2 separate regions of the Homo sapiens genome follow, and region 1 is linked to region 2. The links are chromatin loops, found by intact Hi-C in ENCODE. Cell type or tissue: gastrocnemius medialis. All regions are shown on one strand. Links, peaks and the distances in the headings refer to the core of each region. The heading gives the core; the rest is flanking DNA.

Region 1 (8,145 bases), core at 2,765-6,764, 780 kb after region 2:
TAACAGCATTGGAAGTTGCTTCCAGGAAAAAAAAAATTTTTTTTCTAGCTAATTGTTTATCTGGGAGGATGCAAATGGTGGTTTTAAGTCCTTTAAGTCATCCATCATGCCTGGCAGCCTCTATTGTCTCATTGTTGGATTTGAGCCAAGTCAGGCCCTTTCTTGGTCTTGGGAGGGTGCACATAGATCTTGCTCTGCCAAATCTGTGTTCACAAGGAGTCCGAGCCCAGCTCTAAGGGTAGGTAATGTTGTCAGATCTATAGATCCCCTCAGATTGGAAAAGATCATGCATCCTCGTTCCTTATGTCACACTAAAGTAGAAAGTAGCACTCTATTCAAAGTAGAAGTGACAGGACTTGTTCCCTCAGTTCTTCCAGTGTCTACGAATTACTGTTAGTTTTTAAACGCATTTTTGTGGATGTAATAAAATACTGTTTATAGTCAGCTACGAAGTAAGTAATTACAATGCGGGAAATGAAATTCAATATAGCTTTGTTGTGGTTTTTTGAATTTTAATTAAACCAGTCTTAGAGTAAATTATAAATGCTGCTGCTTTTGTTGTGACAAGTGACATTGACAAAATATTAATCTAATGGATTGTTATTCACAAAAGCTAAATCTTTTCAAATCTGCAGGGTTTGGTTGTTTATTTTGTTTTACTTTTCAGTTTGTGTTTTAAAAAGTCTAGAGAAAAGAATAAAGTTTTAAAACCACATGAAATAACTCCATGTATGGAATATTTCATTGTTGATGTCTTGCCAGCCATAATTGCATGCATCTCATTTATGGCGCTGAAAACTTGTTCTTTTTAAAAATCAGATGTTTCTGTGGTCACTTTTTTGTTATTAAAACTGGAGCCGGGTTAAATAACCAACCATTGACCACGAAGCCTAATATTAAAGGAATAATCAGCCCATGTTCCTATTAGATCATTTCCGTTTTCTTTTACTTTATAAATTACCTTGTTGCTTAAAAATGACATTTTGTTGGTTGTGAAGTCCTCTTATAGCTAAATTATTCAAGTTATTTTCTTTGGAGATTCTTTTAACTTGAATTTATATAAACTGTAAAGAATGTACATTAAATATTCAGAAACTTTTCTTTATGCCAGTTTCTTATTTTCACCCATCATGACTTAAAGCTTTTTTTTGTTTTAGCATTTTAATGTTTAAATAAATGTAAATAATTTAGTTACAAGGTCTTTATGGTAGTGCCGCCATTGTTTTTAAGAAGACAAATTTTAATCCAAGGTTAAAAACTTCACATTTGCTTATCTCTTTTTCCTCTTAAGAACTAAGAGTCCAGAGATTAGAGTAAAATCACCTTTTCCTCATAGTTTTTTCTTTCAACGTGTTAGAAATTCCTGTTTGAAAAGGAAAGCCAGTTCCTCCCCCTTTTTATGTTTGAGGGGATGATGGTAAAATCACATTATTCAGTCAGTTTCCACATGTGATTTGTTGCCTATATTTTTTAATCCAGGGATTAAATTGTTGCCACCACCAGCATCAAATCATTGGGGGGCAGGGGTGGGGAAGGTGCGAGACAGTTGGTTATAGACATCCAAATATGACGACAGAAAAATCTCCACAGCAATATGGCAGTGGAGCATTTGCTGACTTCAGAGTGCCAGATCAACCCCAATATTTTTTTCAGGGATGCTAAACCTCTTGTAACTGCTAAATTGGATTTGTTACTGAATGAAGTATCAGCTGCTGTTGGACAAGACCATAAAAGCCAGCCGGCTGGCCCTTTGTAGGCAGGGCTTACCCAACGATTGATATGTTTTAGCACTTTTGGGATTATTGTGATTAAGAGGAAACCATTCTGAATGAGTGAGCAAAGGGGGTAAGGACACACAGCCCACAGCTGGTGAGCAGCATGTGTTGGCTCCAAGGAAGTCACCATTATGGCTTTCTCCTGGTTCCTGCCCTGATTGACGTGTATGAAATCTTTTTTTTTTTTTTTTTTTTTTTTGGAGACAGGGTCTCGCCTGTCGCCCAGGCTAAAGTGCAGTGGCGCAATCTTGGCTCACTGCAACCTCTGCCTCCTGGATTCAAGCAATTCTCTGCCTCAGCCTCCTGAGTAGCTGGGACTACAGGCACCCACTACCATGCCCGGCTAATTTTTGTATTTTTAGTAGACACGGGGTTTCACCATCTTGGCCAGGCTGTTGTTGAACTCCTGACCTCAAGTGATCCACCCTCGGCCTCTGAAATTGCTGGGATTACAGGCATGAGCCACTGTGCCGGGCCTAGAATTTTTATATGAGGAAGTGGTGTCCTTATTTTCTCCAGTTGCAGCTCTCTCTGCAGGGAAAGAGACATTTGGAATGTTGTGGACTTGAGAACTCTGAATGCTTTCAAAGCACTATCGTGTGTGTGTGCGCACACGCACACACAGTAGCTAGAAGTGTTAGTCTAGCACAGGAGTTAATTGAGTTAATGTGTAGGGAATTCAGTAATAACAACAGAGCGTCCTCTTTCATTTCCCAGATCCAAAGCTCTGTGACATGCATTAACAATATACCTCCATGTAGTTTGTGTCTCAGTCTGTGTACACGTGTGTGATGGCTAAATGGGAACTGCACAGCCAGTGGATTTGTGAACTTGAGCACTTGCACCTGGCTAAGGGTTTATTAAGTGTGGAAACCGTACTGTTGTTGTAAAACAGTTTTCATCTCAAGAACCACCTGCCCCTTTTAGCGGTGGCCTTTTGCACGTGTCTTGCACTAGCCAAGACAAGTCTATCCAAGAGGGAGCTTGTGGAGTAGGTTGGTGTTTGAATCTTTCCCAGTACTCCCAAATGCACATAGAATTGGTCGCCTCTCTGGGTGTCCCAGGGGGCTGTGCCCCGCTCATGTTCAGAGTTTGCTCAGCATACCACACAGGAAAGAGGCCGGCTTGCCAGGTCCTGCGGAGCGCCTTTCCAAGCCTGTGAAAGGCACGAATCATCCAGCAGCCGAGCATGCTTACAGCTGGCCCTTTGCTAGCTTTGATCTGCGAATCAGGCCACACCATGAATGCACTTATTGTCATGTTATGTGTACACAGTGTGTGAATTATTGAAAATAGGGAGGCCTGAGCCTCATCTGGTAGAGATTACAGTGCAGGCATGCTGGGCGAAGGTCTGTAATTGAAAATCCCCAGATGCTGTTTATTTGGCCTTTGTCACATGACCTGCTGCAGGAAGATTGTCTGAACAAAATGTTGCCTGCATGGAGAGTGGAGCCCGCCCTCCCCCACCCCCCAGAGCCTCCACAGGCTCAGTCTGTGCACAGCTTAAACACCTGCCCAAAGGATTTTTAAAGGCTTAAAATAGATTCACTCATAGCATTTAAATAGAGGGCATCTTGCTTGTTGGTTTAAACTGCTTAAGCGGTTGTTGACTTGTGGAACCTTCTATCCACACAAGGGTTTGCTGGATAATTTCACTCTGAGATATCTTTACAAAGCAACATTCAGGGCCCGAGCCACATAAGTAGTTTGGGCTCTGCCTTTTTTTTTTTAGAAGTCAAACTTCTGTGTGGTGAATGAGCTTGCAGATAAAGCTGTGTTGACTGTATATATTCCTTCTGTCTGTAGAAAATATTGTGGGTACTGAGAATAAGGCCCTGAGTTAGCATGTCTGACTTCCGTTTGTCCAGTTCATTCTTACCTATTCTGCCTATAAACAAGTTGAGGTGTTTCTTAGAAAATTTGTTTTTCTCAATTAAATGCTGAATGTTATGCTCTCTGTCAGTGGTGGATTGAAGTAGGATACTAAATCTGAAATTGATGAAGATCACAAGAATTAAAAACAGGGAAGATTGAGCTAATTTTGAAGTAAGAAGGGCTTTAAGCTTTCCAGGTTCATTCTGTTAGGGAACAAAACAGCCACATGTCCTCTTTCATTGCCAGTCTGTCTCAGCTGTGCTTGTGGCTTCCTCTTTGATTTCTTGGAGCTTAAGAAGAGGAAAGATTCATGGGTATTTCTGCATTCCATAAGCATCCAACACGACTGTGAGCTCCTTGAAGGCAGGAGCCCTGTTGCATTCTTCTTTGCATCCCCAGTGCCTGCCAACACAGTGCTTTCTCTGTCTTCCTGCGGCTTCCCCCTCCCTTTCTGCCTGCCCATTCAAAGAAGACAGTCACTGCGTCCCATGAGCCATGATGTCATATATTCAGATATTTTTTCTTTCAGGGAGAGACTCAAGTCAACAGTAGCAATATCATTAAGTAGCACATTCTTCATGCAGGGCCAGAGGTTGGGAGGATGGAGTAGTTGGGAGTAGGATGTGGGTCCTGCCTTCACAAAGCTCACAATCTGCCAAGGAAAAAGCAAAAACAGGCAGAATGTGGTGTAGCAAGCTTGTGCTAGCAGTGTGCACAAAGTATGGTGAGCAGGAGGGGCAGACCCAGCCCACTGCTGGGGAGTGAGTGGAGGAAGTGCCAGCTGCAGAGGCCTGGCAGCTCAGGAATCATTCATTGTTCAGTAGATTTGGTGGGGTGGGGGTGGGGGTGGTGGCCATTTCACACAAAGGAAATAGCACCCAACATGACAGGAATAAGGATTTTTAGAGACAGAAGTGTGTGTAGAGAGTGGCAGGAGAAAAGACAAAAACTGATTTGCCCATGTAACGTTTTAATTTTTTACGGATAGAATGTGTTCATGTGTTACCTAGATCATTAGAAATTTATTTTATTTTATTTTAGTTTTTAGAGACGGGTCTTGCTCTGTTGGCCAGGTTGTTCTTGAACTCCTGGCCTCAAGCAGTCCTCCTGTCTTGGCCTCCCAAGGTGCTAGGATTATAGGCGTCAGCCACTGTGCCCAGCCTAGAAATTTAAAAGGAGAAGAAAAACCAAGCAGCTGTCCTGAATCTAAGCTCAACTGAGGAAGGTGATTTTCTTGGTTTGCTTGGTCATCATCTCCAGTGGGAACCCTATATCATAGGCCACTGCTTTCTCTGTCGTGACTAGCTGGTATGGGGTTACCTCTGGCTGCTTCTAGTTTTGAGATAGGTCTGATGTGGCTAGGGCAGTGGGGTCAGTGAGCCAGAGCATGGCAACCCTAGGAGGAAACATCTCTGGGCACCTGTCTCAGGCCCTTCCTGAGTACATCTATCCATCTAATCGTTCCGTCTTTGATTACCATTGTTTGGCTTCTAGCCTCATTTCTCTTCCTAGACCATAAACTCCTTGAGGGCAGAGAGTGTGTATTATTCCAGCGTGTTTCTCTTCTAGAGCCTAGCCTAATTCCTTTTGTACAGAAAATATTCTATAAATTTTATTGAATGGGAGAGGAAAGTGCCTTGGGGCCAGATTATGTAGGCCTTGGATGCTTAGAGAGTTGAGGCTTTATTCTTCTGTATTGTGGATGAGAAATTAGAGAACTTTAAAGTGATGTGTGTACAATTCAGTCCATTTCATGGCTGGATTCTGCCGCCATCTAAGATTTTGTTCTCATTAAACACTTAACAGTTGGTCTAATGTTAAGGATTAAGGAACTTGGAAGACAAAGCTGGGTTCAAATCCCGACTCCACTGCTTAATTAGTTTGGGAACTTGGGCAAGTTTCTTAACTTCTTTGAACTGCAGTTTCAGCATGTATAAAATGCTGAGCTAGGTAGAATTAGGTGAATGTGAAGGTTAAATTTGTGGTGTATAAGCACAGTGCTTTGGCCAGGTGCAGTGGCTTATGCCTGTAATCCCAGTACTTTGTGAGGCTGAAGCAGGAGGATTGCTTGAGGCCAGTAGTTCAAAACCAGCATGGGCAACACAGTGAGACCCCATCTCTACAAAAAATTAAAAAAAAAAATAGCTGCGTATAGTGGCACACGTCTGTAGTCCTAGCTACTCAGGAGACTGAGGTGGGAGGATTGCTTGAAACCAGGAGGTCTAGGTGGCACTGAGTCATGATCACACCACTGTACTCCAGCCTGGGCAACAGAGTGAGACGCTGCCTCACCAAAAAAATAAAATAAAAAAAAGCACAGTGCTTTGCATAGTGCTGGTGCATAGTAGATACACAGTGCATGTCATTGCCCAACTTTCTTGCTTTTTTTTTCTTTCTTTTTATTTTGAGATGGAATCTCGCTCTGTTGCCCAGGCTGGAGTGCAGTGGCACTGTCTGGGCTCACTGCAACCTCCGCCTCTCGGATTCAAGCGATTCTCCTGCCTCAGCCTCCCGAGTAGCTGGGATTAGAAGCACATGCCACCGTGTCCAGCTAATTTTTTTGTATTTTTAGTAGAGATGGGATTTTGCCATGTTGGCCAGGCTGGTCTCAAACTCCTGACCTCAAGTGATCCACCTGGACCTCCCAAAAGTGCTGGGATTACAGGCTTGAGCCACCGTTCCCTGCAAAAGCCCAACTTTCTATAGCCTCCCACCATCTCTAAACTCCGCAATAGTGTTTCATTTAGCTTATTCCCTGAATTTCAATTTCTTCAGTTTGAGTTCATTTTAAAAATGTTATTCCTTCTCATCATGCTTTTCATATTTTTATTAGATTACTGAGTGCCTAGACATTTAGATACTCCTTCAGCATGTTTTCTAAGCAGCAAGTCATCCCTGAGCATGCCATTTTGACTTAATGCTTGCATAACTTACCTTTGTGTAGCTATTGTTGTAGTAGCTTCAGAAGTTGATAGAATTCTTCTGGTGATAGTTGTTTTTACAACAAGAACTAAATACTGGACGTCCAGTGAGGGACATGCTGTTTAATGCAACACCTCCAGCCTATTCATAGACTTAATTATACAGTCTGTCACAAATTTTAAGAATTTTGGCTATACTTACCTTCTGGCAAAAACCTCATTCCTGCTATTTATTCAGTGGAGAATCTATTTCAAATTAAAAGATTTGTGCCCTCTTAATGTTAAGATAGTGCCCTCTTAATGTTAAGATATCACAATAAGTGCTCTGTTTACTTGGAAACAATTTTTAGGACCATGTCATTTTGAAAATTGAAGAAGATACAAAGATTGGAAAAGATGTTCAATTTCAACAACATTAGCAATAGAAGCATCATGGGTTTATACCAGATGCCATGTAGTACGGTGTCCTGAACAGAAAACCTTTTTCAACCCTTTTAGGACCCTATATATCAGTTCAAGCAACGAAGACATATAAACCTGGTGCAGTGACATTACATTACAGTTAAAGAACTGGGCCAGGTGTGGTGACACATGCCTATAATCCCAGCACTTTCGGAGGCCGAGGCGTGTGTATCACCTGAGGTCAGGAGTTCGAGCCCAGCATGACCAGCGTGGGGAAACTCTGTCTCTACTAAATAACAAACAATTAGCCTGGCGTGGTGGCTCATGCCTGTAATCCCAGCTACTCAGGAGGCTGAGGCAGGAGAACAGCTTGAACCCGGGAGGCGGAGGCTGCAGTGAGCCAAGGTCGTGCCATTGCTCTCCAGCCTGGGCAACAGGAGTGAAACTCCATCTCAAAAAGAGTTGAAGGACCATTTTAGAGCCCCAGAAGGTGCCAGAGCCTTCCCATTTTCTGTTACTAATGCATACAGCAGCCCTCTAGAGTAGGAACTGTTATTTCCATTTTACAGGTAAGGAAATAGAGGTCTAGAGAAGTTGAGCAAGTTTCCCAAGTTCACACAGCTCATAAGTCCAGTTTCCTCAGAAGAATCTAGGCAGTCATACCTTTGAGTCAAAAAACCAGAAATCGGCAGCATTGCATCATTAAAGATTCTTCATTATAAACTAGCGGTGTTTAGCACTTCAAATGTGTGGATTTCACACTTCTCTAAGGCCAAATAATTAATAAATAGAGTGCTTTTAGCAAACCTTTTCATTAATAAGACTTTCTTGGGTTAATGTTAAGATTAGCTTTTTTTGGACCAGGTCTCTATGGCTGTGGCTTGGGGAAGTGGCAGGGACATGGGTATAGGGCATGAAGAAGCAATGAGCATGCATTGGTCATAAGAGACGAGAACAAAGGTCTGAAAAATTGTGCCACTTCTCACTGAAATAGTTGCAACTTTAAAAGGATTTACAGATTTCAGGTGATATTGGCAGTGCTGTCTAATTTTCATAATCTTTTTCTAGATCTTTTCTTCGGATTTTCTTTATACAAAAGAGGTGAGCTCCTTCATTCATTTATTAAAACCATTTATTGAGCGAGACACGGAAAGAAAAAAACTATTTCATGA
Region 2 (8,145 bases), core at 1,665-5,664:
AGAGAAGATTTACAAGCTCCATGCTGAGCTAGGCTCTTAACACAAGCCCAAGCAGTTACACAATCCAGCCTGCCAGGCAGGCAGAATGTGCAGGGAGCGGCAGGTGGGAGGAAGGGGAAGCTGCCACTTTACCATGCTCAGGACGCCTGGCCCTATCCAAACACCCACTGGGGGCTTAGTGCAAAGTTGCCTTAACTGTATTCACTGCAGCACGGGTCCCTCTGCAGATCTTAGTAAGCAAATGGGCAGTGGTATGTTGTGAGACTGTGGATTCAGAGAGGAAGGAATTTCAAAGGTCACTCTCTCCCGTCCTCTCCTGATGCTCCCCTCCCACCTTCCTAGCTAAAAGCTAACTCCTACTCCCCAATCCAAAGGAAACACAAGCATGCCCTCTCCCATAATCCTGTTCAATTTTTTTTTTTTTTTTTTGCATAACCCTATCTCTACTGTGTATGTATACATTTTAGTTTTTTCATGGCTTTTTTTTTGTGTGTATGTGTGTGTTGTTTATCTCTCCTGCTTGAATGTGAGCTTTCTAAAAGCAACAGCTTTGCCTGTCTTGTCAGTTTTACTTCTGGCATTCAAATCATTGCTAGACCTCAGTACATCCAGACATTGCTAGACCTCAGGCGCTGGCCTGTAAGGTCCTGAACGCCCTGCTTCCAGTATCCAAATATTCATTCATTCATTGAATGCACAGTTTTACCACTGTACCTGCTCAGGTCTCCTAAGCTTAGTGGTGGCCTCATCACACTGATTTTCACCTTGATAGGTTGATTCAATGAATGAATTAATGACTGTTGTGATTCTGCCAGGGGCAGAGAGCTCAGGACCTTATGGATCAGCCCAGCCTGGGTCTGATGGCTCTCACTCTTGGCCCCTCCTCATTTTTCCCTGCTGTCTCCCTGTGTGTACCCCCCTTCATTGTCCTCACTTGAAAGGCCACTCTGAACTAGCCTGCTCCTCTTGGAGCGCCCCAGAGATTCAAAAACAGCAGCTGCATGCTTTTCAAGATGAATGTCCCTGTTTCTTTTAGCTGTCTCTCGCGTGTCATTGTCATCCTACTCACCATCCTCGGGAGGGGTCTAGCGAGCCATTGTCCCTCAATAATTTGGGTTAAGTCTTTGAGATTCTTAGTAAGTCTTGGCAGTTTGCAGATTTTGAGACACTTCCCACTCAACACTTAGCTCATTTCTTCATGCTCAGATTTTTCATGTAGAAAAACAGTCAGTGGGTTTAATTGAGGATTGGTGCTTTTAACCAATTCTCTCTCTGTTTCTTTGCCCAAATTTTCTAGTGGACAACAGCCAAAAGTAGGGGCCCCTGGATCTTCAGGGTCAAATGGCCCTATTGTTTCCCCCCTACCAGAAGTATTTTATGGTCCCACCCTACAGAGAAGAGGGGACCAGCCCCCTGTCTCTCACTGAAGGGCAGTCTCACTTGGGAGGGGTGGAGTATGTGGGGCCTGGGACCCCTAGGGTACTTTTCCAGAGTCTGAGATGAAGGAGGTGTGCTGTTTGAAAATGGACACATGGGCTGGGTGCAGTGGCTCACACCTGTAATCCCAGGACTTTGGGAGGCTGAGGCAGGTGGATCATGAGGTCAGGAGTTCGAGAGAAGCCTGGCCAAGATGGTGAAACCCCGTCTCTACTAAAAATACAAAAATTAGCCGGGTACGGTGGCGGGCACCTGTAATCCCAGCTACTCGGGAGGCTGAGGCAGGAGAATCTCTTGAACCTGGGAGGCGGAGGTTGCAGTGAGCCGAGATTGCGCCACTGCACTCTAGCCTGGGTGACAGAGCAAAACTCTATCTCAAAAAAAAAAAAAAAAAAAAAAAAGAAGGAAAAAGAAAATGGACACATGATATTCTTATTATTCTCACCATTTAATCTACAAATTCAATTTTGTGGCCTCGTGGGGAGAGATATCTAAGTGTGCGGGTTTATGAAGGTTGAGACACTGGCTGGGACTTGGCACCTGTCAGGTCTCCTATGCTTAGAGTGGCCTCACCACACTGACATCCAACTTGCATGCTGATTCTGACTTCCCCCTCTTCCAGCTGGGCACAGTGCTCCTTTTGGCTCCAGGTGCAGAACCCAAGTGTACAACAGGAAGATCCCTGCTCCGCCTCCTGGGAGGGGTGTTCCTCCCAGGAGGAAACCATGTGGAGGGGTTTGATAAACTAGCAGGCGGCCAGCAGGGAAGGGTAGGTGTCGCATCTGGTATCCATCAGCCACTGCTCTGTCCCGGGTCCCAGGTAGCCTCCAATCTCTGAAGAGGGCCCTGAGCCCTGAACTGGCAGGTGTTTGTTTATCAGAGATTTCTGGATGATCTTGCAGGTGACAGGGAGGAGCAATGATTACGTACGTCCCCTGCTTGACAATCGTTCCATTCATTCATCTGCCCATTCCCTTGCCCAGCCGACACGTGCTCTGGGGCCCATGTAGCCAGGCCCTGCGCCGCGTTCCTCTCTCCTCTTTCCCTCTTCTTGCTGCTCCACCTCCCTTCACAAAGGAATTTATGTAGACTTTCAAATAAAACATTCAGCCATAAAAAACTAAATGCCCAAGAACACTCAATTATGCAAAAATGCTGCTTAATTTTCATGAAAAAATTTTAAATAAGAAAGTACCCAAATGAGAGTTTTGTAGAAACATCCACATCAATTTCTGGCTGAATAAAATACCCCGAGTCATTTCTTATTGAAAGTCTACGCACTTCAGTATCATTTGGAAAAATAATCACGGCTTACATATTTCATAGTGGAGAGTTGAGAGGGCAGGGATTCGGGTGACAACTTTATTAAAGAAAAGGACAAAGTGGGTTTCGTTATCCATGGAATCCTGCTTGGGCCGCTGGGATTCAGATAAGTGTCAGTGTCACTTAGAAAGGTGACTTAGGATTATATACTGTCACAAAACAAGTAACAAAATTTAAAAGGCTGGTTGTTTGGGGGCCTTATGAAGACACGTATCTGTTGTCTTAATGATGAGAGAAGCCCCATTCTATGGATGTGGCTGGGCAATTATGTGGGGTGCCTGCTCTGATGGCCACTTCTACCACCATCAAACCCCTGGCATCTAGAACTCTGAGCATCACCATCCACTACTGCCCATCCGGTTCACAAATGGCAGGGCCCACAACACAGAGGTAAAGTCAACATTTTATTTGGAGATGTTTACTGCTGCTACTAATTGAAACCCACCATCAGAGCATCAGACCTATAATGGACATTCTTGGGGACCATAGCCCACCCACTTATCAGCCCTCACCAGTTTTTGGATCCCAGTTTAGGTGCAAATCTCTTTGTGCCTCAGTCTCCTCACTTCTAACATGGGTAATTGCACAAGGATTAGCTCTGGGAATCTCATAGCAGCTGCTGTTGTGTAAACAATAAGAGGTTCAGAGTGTTCTGAGGAGTCTCCTGATGTTCCAGAAGGTCTGTGTCATTGAGTCTACGAAATATGAGGACCAAAGGGCCTCCGAAGATGGGAACACATTGTCCCCTGCCACGCTGGTGTGCACGCTGTGTACCCTGGCTCTGCGGCTCCCTCAGACATCTCACTCACCCCCAGCCAAGGTTGGTTGTTCTAAACCCCCCACCTTCAGAACATTTATAGCTTTAATTGTGACATGAGGGCCACAGTGCCTCCCCACTCTGGCCTATTTCTGTCAGATCCAAGTTAAGAGGGGGTGACCTGACACTCGTGGCGTGTGCAGCCTGAAGGGAGCAGCTGGAGCCTCTGGCAGCTGTCTGAGCACATGGGCGTTGGCTCCGGGCAGTGCGGGCTCGAATCCCAGCTCCGCCATGAATGGCCATGTGCTCTTGGGGCTGACTTCTCTAATCTTGCTGAGGCTCAATTCTCCATCTCTAAATCAGGGGTTAAAAGCACCTACCACACACACAGTGTTGCTGTTCAAAGTGAAATATGTGCAATGGGCATAGTGTGCTGCTTGGCACAAAATAGGTGCTTGGTTAATGGGAGTGGCCTTCCTCCCCACCAGCTTCCTTCGTGGTGCAGCAGACACTCGGCAGGTGTGAGCTGCCCAGGCCAGTCTGGGAGAAGTGGTTTCTCCTGCAGTCCTGGGCTCCACAGTGGGGCCAGTTCTCAGACTTGCCTTGCTTGGCCATTGGCAGGACTTCCAGAACCTTCTACTGTTTCTGGCAGTGGATGGAACAGGGGCTCCTCAGGATGGAACAGGGGCTCCTCAGAACTCGCCTTCCACCCAGTCCCTGTACCAATGCTGATCCCTGCCTTGAAGTGACTGCTCTGGGGTCCCAGGCTCTCCCCAGCCTCTCTTTCCACGTCTGTATGTACCAGCGCTGGGGGGGGCCCAGACTCTGATGAACAACTGTAGGAATCTCAGCTCTTAACTCTAGCCAGACACATGATCATCTAGTTGTAAGGCCCTTTGGTCATTTGCTTATAAGGACCATTTTGGAGAATATATGACATTTCCAAGAACACAGGGAATGTTTCTGCCCACCCCTCCCCAAGCACCCCCGACCCTACCTCTTTCTCTCCCTCTCTCTTGCATCTTGGCCCACATAATCCCTAACTCCAGGTGCTTGACCACTGGGCTCATATCTTGTTGTTCTTGCTTGCCTTGTTTGGTTTCATTTTTCCTGCAGGTTTTTGGGTAAATCATCTTTGATCCTTTTGAAAGTAAACAATGAGTAAATAAATCTGAGTGGAAGCTCTCTCAAACATTAACTCCTGTTGCGCAGTTAACTAGTTTCTGTGTTGACCTCAGAATTGAGCTTTTCTAACAATCTGTTTATTGAAGAGTTTCTGGAGCTTACAAGTTAAAAAAATGCTTGTTACCATGTGCGGTTACTAATGTATGTTCATCAGAACTCCTTCAATACTGTGTAAGCAGTCAATACAAAACACAGAGATAAATCAGGTGCAGAGGGCGGACTACAGCTGAGTAGCAGAATCCCTGATTTCATTTTGTTGTTGGTCAAGGAAACTTCTTGTTCACATAGAGTTTATGTCATAGACCAACTTATTGTGAAAGTAAGCAAATGCTATATTTACTTACAAAATTTAGTACCATATAACTTTTATGAAGTATGTTTATGCAAATTCTTTTTTTTTTTTTTTTTTAGAAACAGTCTTGCTCTGTTGCCAGGCTGGAGTACAGTGGCACGATCTTGGCTCACTGCAATCTCCACCTCCCAGGTTCAAGCGATTCTCCTGCCTCAGACTCCTGAATAGCTGGGACTACAGGCATGTGCCACCACATCCGGCTAATTTTTTGTATTTTTTTAGTAGAGATGTGGTTTCACCATGTTGGCCAGGATGGTCTCAATCTCCTGACCTCATGATCCACCCGCCTTGGCCTCCCAAAGTGCTGGGATTGCAGGCATGAGCCACTGTGCCCGGCCTGCAAATTCTTTTAAAGTACACTTTTATAGTTGTATAATGCCAGTGTAGACTAACCTCTGTAACAACCAACCTTCAAATGTCAATGTCTTAATATCTTACTTTCGTATCAAAATACAAAGTGAGTCAGCAGGGAGACTGTTCCAGTGTCATTCAGGGACCCTGACTTCTTCCATCCTGTGGTTCTACCTTACCCTGGGTACTCTTCACTCAACTTATGGATGGGCAAAGGGAAGCGTTCATCTGAGGTGGTCGTGTGAGTCTGTGTGAGCCTGCAAGCACTGCCCATCTCTTACACCCACACCCCATTGGCCAGAACTCTGTTCTCTGATAAACAGTGGCATCGTTGTTGTGCTTGACCACAAGAAAAGGAATTGTGTGTCCAGGAAAGAGAGAAGATGCATGTAGCTGAGGAGTGGCAGTTTCGGCTGTAAATATATAACCTCACCCAAGGGGGTGCTTCACCTAAAAACTTGCAGTAGGCAGAATGATGGTGTCCCCAGTGACGTCCACGTCCTCATCCCAGAATCTGTGACTATGTCACCTTACATGCACAAGGACCTTGCAGATGGGATTAAGCTGAGAATCCTGAGATGGGGATGTTTTCCTGGATAATCTGGGCAGGCCCAGTATCATCACAAAGGTCCTTAGAAGTGGAAGAGGGAGGCAGGAGAGTCAGAGAGAGGTTTGAAGATGCCGTACTGAAGGCTTTGAAGGTGGAGGAAAGGGCAAGGAACCCAGGCAGCCTCTGGAAGCAGGAAAAGGTGAAGGAATGAATCCCTGGAGGACGCAGCCCTGCCAACACCTCAATTTCAGCACAGTGAGACCCATTTTGGACCTCTGATCTTTAAGACTATGAGATAATAAATCTGCATTGTTGTAAGCCTCCAAGTTTGTGGCAATTTGTTACAGCAGCCATAGGAAATGGATACGGAGCTCTCTCAATGTTGTATCCCTACCATGTGCCTGACCCATTGGAGGTTCACCCAGTAGGCACATTTTTTTCATGTGGGCTTCAATGGGGGAGCAAAGGGCACCTGTGAAGCAGGAACTGAAATGATGGAGGAAGGGGGGACCGTGTCCTAAAGGTTAGGAGAGTGTTTTCACGAAGCCCAGGTAAGAGAGGGTGACTGAAATTGCAAAAAGGAGACGCCACGGAAGGCGATGTCCTGGAAGCCACAGAGTAAGAAGCACACCTGTTCCTTTCCCTCCCGCCTCTTTGGGCCAGCATGTGGGGAATGAAGTGGTTTCTGATGATGACGAGGTGGCATCAGGGGAGCCATGCTTCTCTTCTGGTGAGGGAGGAGTGTGGGAGCAGAAGGATCACAGAGGAGACGGGGAGAAAACAGGAGAGTGGTTAGGGGCTCAGACTCAGGAGTTAAACTGCTAGGGTCTGAAGCATCCTCACTCCCCTTCCTGTTACCTAGCAATGTAAACATAGGTATTCTATCTTCTGGCTGTGTAACAAGCCACCCCAAAACCCAGTAGAGTAAACATCCATTTAGTTATGCTTATTCTGTGGGTCGGACAGGGCACAGTGGGGACAGGATTTCTCTGATCTATGACATCTGGGCCTCAAGGGGGAAGGTTCAATGTCTGGGGGATGACTCAACCGCTGGGGACTAGAATCACCTGGATTTCCACCTAGACTGGAACACCTGCATGTGAGCTCTCTGTGTGTGCTAGGATTTCTCATAGCATGGCAACTTTGGGTCACCCGACTTCTTTCTTGGAAGTCCGGGCTTCAAAGGTAAGTGCCAGGCTGGGCTTGGTGGCTCATGGCTGTAATCCCAGCAATCTGTGAGGCTGGGGAGGGAGGATTGCTTGAGGTCGGGAGTTTGAGACCAGCCTGGACAACATAGCAAAGACCCTGTGTCCATTAAAAAAAAAAGAAAGAAAAAAAAGCGAGTGCCCCAGCTCATAAGGTGGAACTTGTAGCATCTCTTATGACTAAGCCTCAGAAGTCACGGTAGGTCACTTCTGCTTCATTGTATCGGTTTACAGTCAAAGCCCACCCGGATTCAAGAAGGGCATCAGACTCTGTCTCTTAATAGGGCCCTGGCAAGGTCCAAGCAGAGCATGTCAGTTGGCAGATATCGTTGCAGCTGCCTTTGGAGAATACAGTCTGCCACATTTGGCAATTTCTTTACCTCCTCTGAGATTTGGTTTCTTCATCAGGAAGATGGTGGTGACACTGTGATATTCTCATCTGGATTAAGCATGGAAAGCCTTTGGCAGTGCCTGGTATGTGATAATGTCATAAGTGTCCTGAGACAGCAGAGCTCATGTGCATTCTTTCTCGTGGCTGCATCCACAGTGCCTCCTACAGTGCCTGGCATGTGAATGAACTTGAAAGGGCTGTGTCAGATTGTCAGTGTATCCAGTAGTTATTGCTGTGTAACAAACCACCCCAAAACTTTGTGGCTTAAGACAACAGCCATTTTATTTGCTGTGGGTTTTGTGATTTCAGCTGGGCTCAGCTCTCCTGGGATCGTTCATGCTGTTGCAGTTCCTGGCAGTGTGGCTAAGGCTAGGTCTTCCGAGGTGGCTTTACTCATGCATCTAGCAGTTAGTGCTGGCTGTCAGCTGGAACACCTTGGTTGGCGTCCACATGGCCTGTTCAGCAGGCTAACTCAGGCCTATTCGCATCCTGGCCTCAGGGCTCCCATTGTAGCCAGGAGAGCAAGCCCTGATAAGTGGGTGCTTCATAAGCCTCTATCTGTGTCTCATTTGCTCATTTCCTATTGTCCACAGC

What was found. Peaks named below come from ENCODE experiments on the same cell type or tissue, not always from the same donor. Only the 100,000 strongest peaks of a DNase experiment are listed, where the experiment ranks them.
Region 1: a loop joins it to region 2, with 6 times the contacts of the local background. A loop is called at or near these places in 1 of 110 quality-filtered maps.

What each region holds. Positions count from the first base shown.
Region 1 is chr11:12,843,010-12,851,154 of GRCh38, forward strand. The region is part of intron 3 of TEAD1 (TEA domain transcription factor 1); the gene reads left to right. Among named protein-coding and RNA genes, the nearest start is that of TEAD1-AS1, 76 kb to the right of the region's middle. RefSeq lists an enhancer at 776-3,990. In gastrocnemius medialis, for the core only: no CTCF peak of the experiment used is centred there; no DNase peak of the experiment used is centred there; H3K4me3 peaks cover 414 bases; H3K27ac peaks cover 4,000 bases.
Region 2 is chr11:12,067,078-12,075,222 of GRCh38, forward strand. No RefSeq gene overlaps it. Among named protein-coding and RNA genes, the nearest start is that of LINC02989, 16 kb to the right of the region's middle. RefSeq lists an enhancer at 1-58. In gastrocnemius medialis, for the core only: no CTCF peak of the experiment used is centred there; a DNase peak (open chromatin) is centred at 3,604; H3K27ac peaks cover 2,339 bases.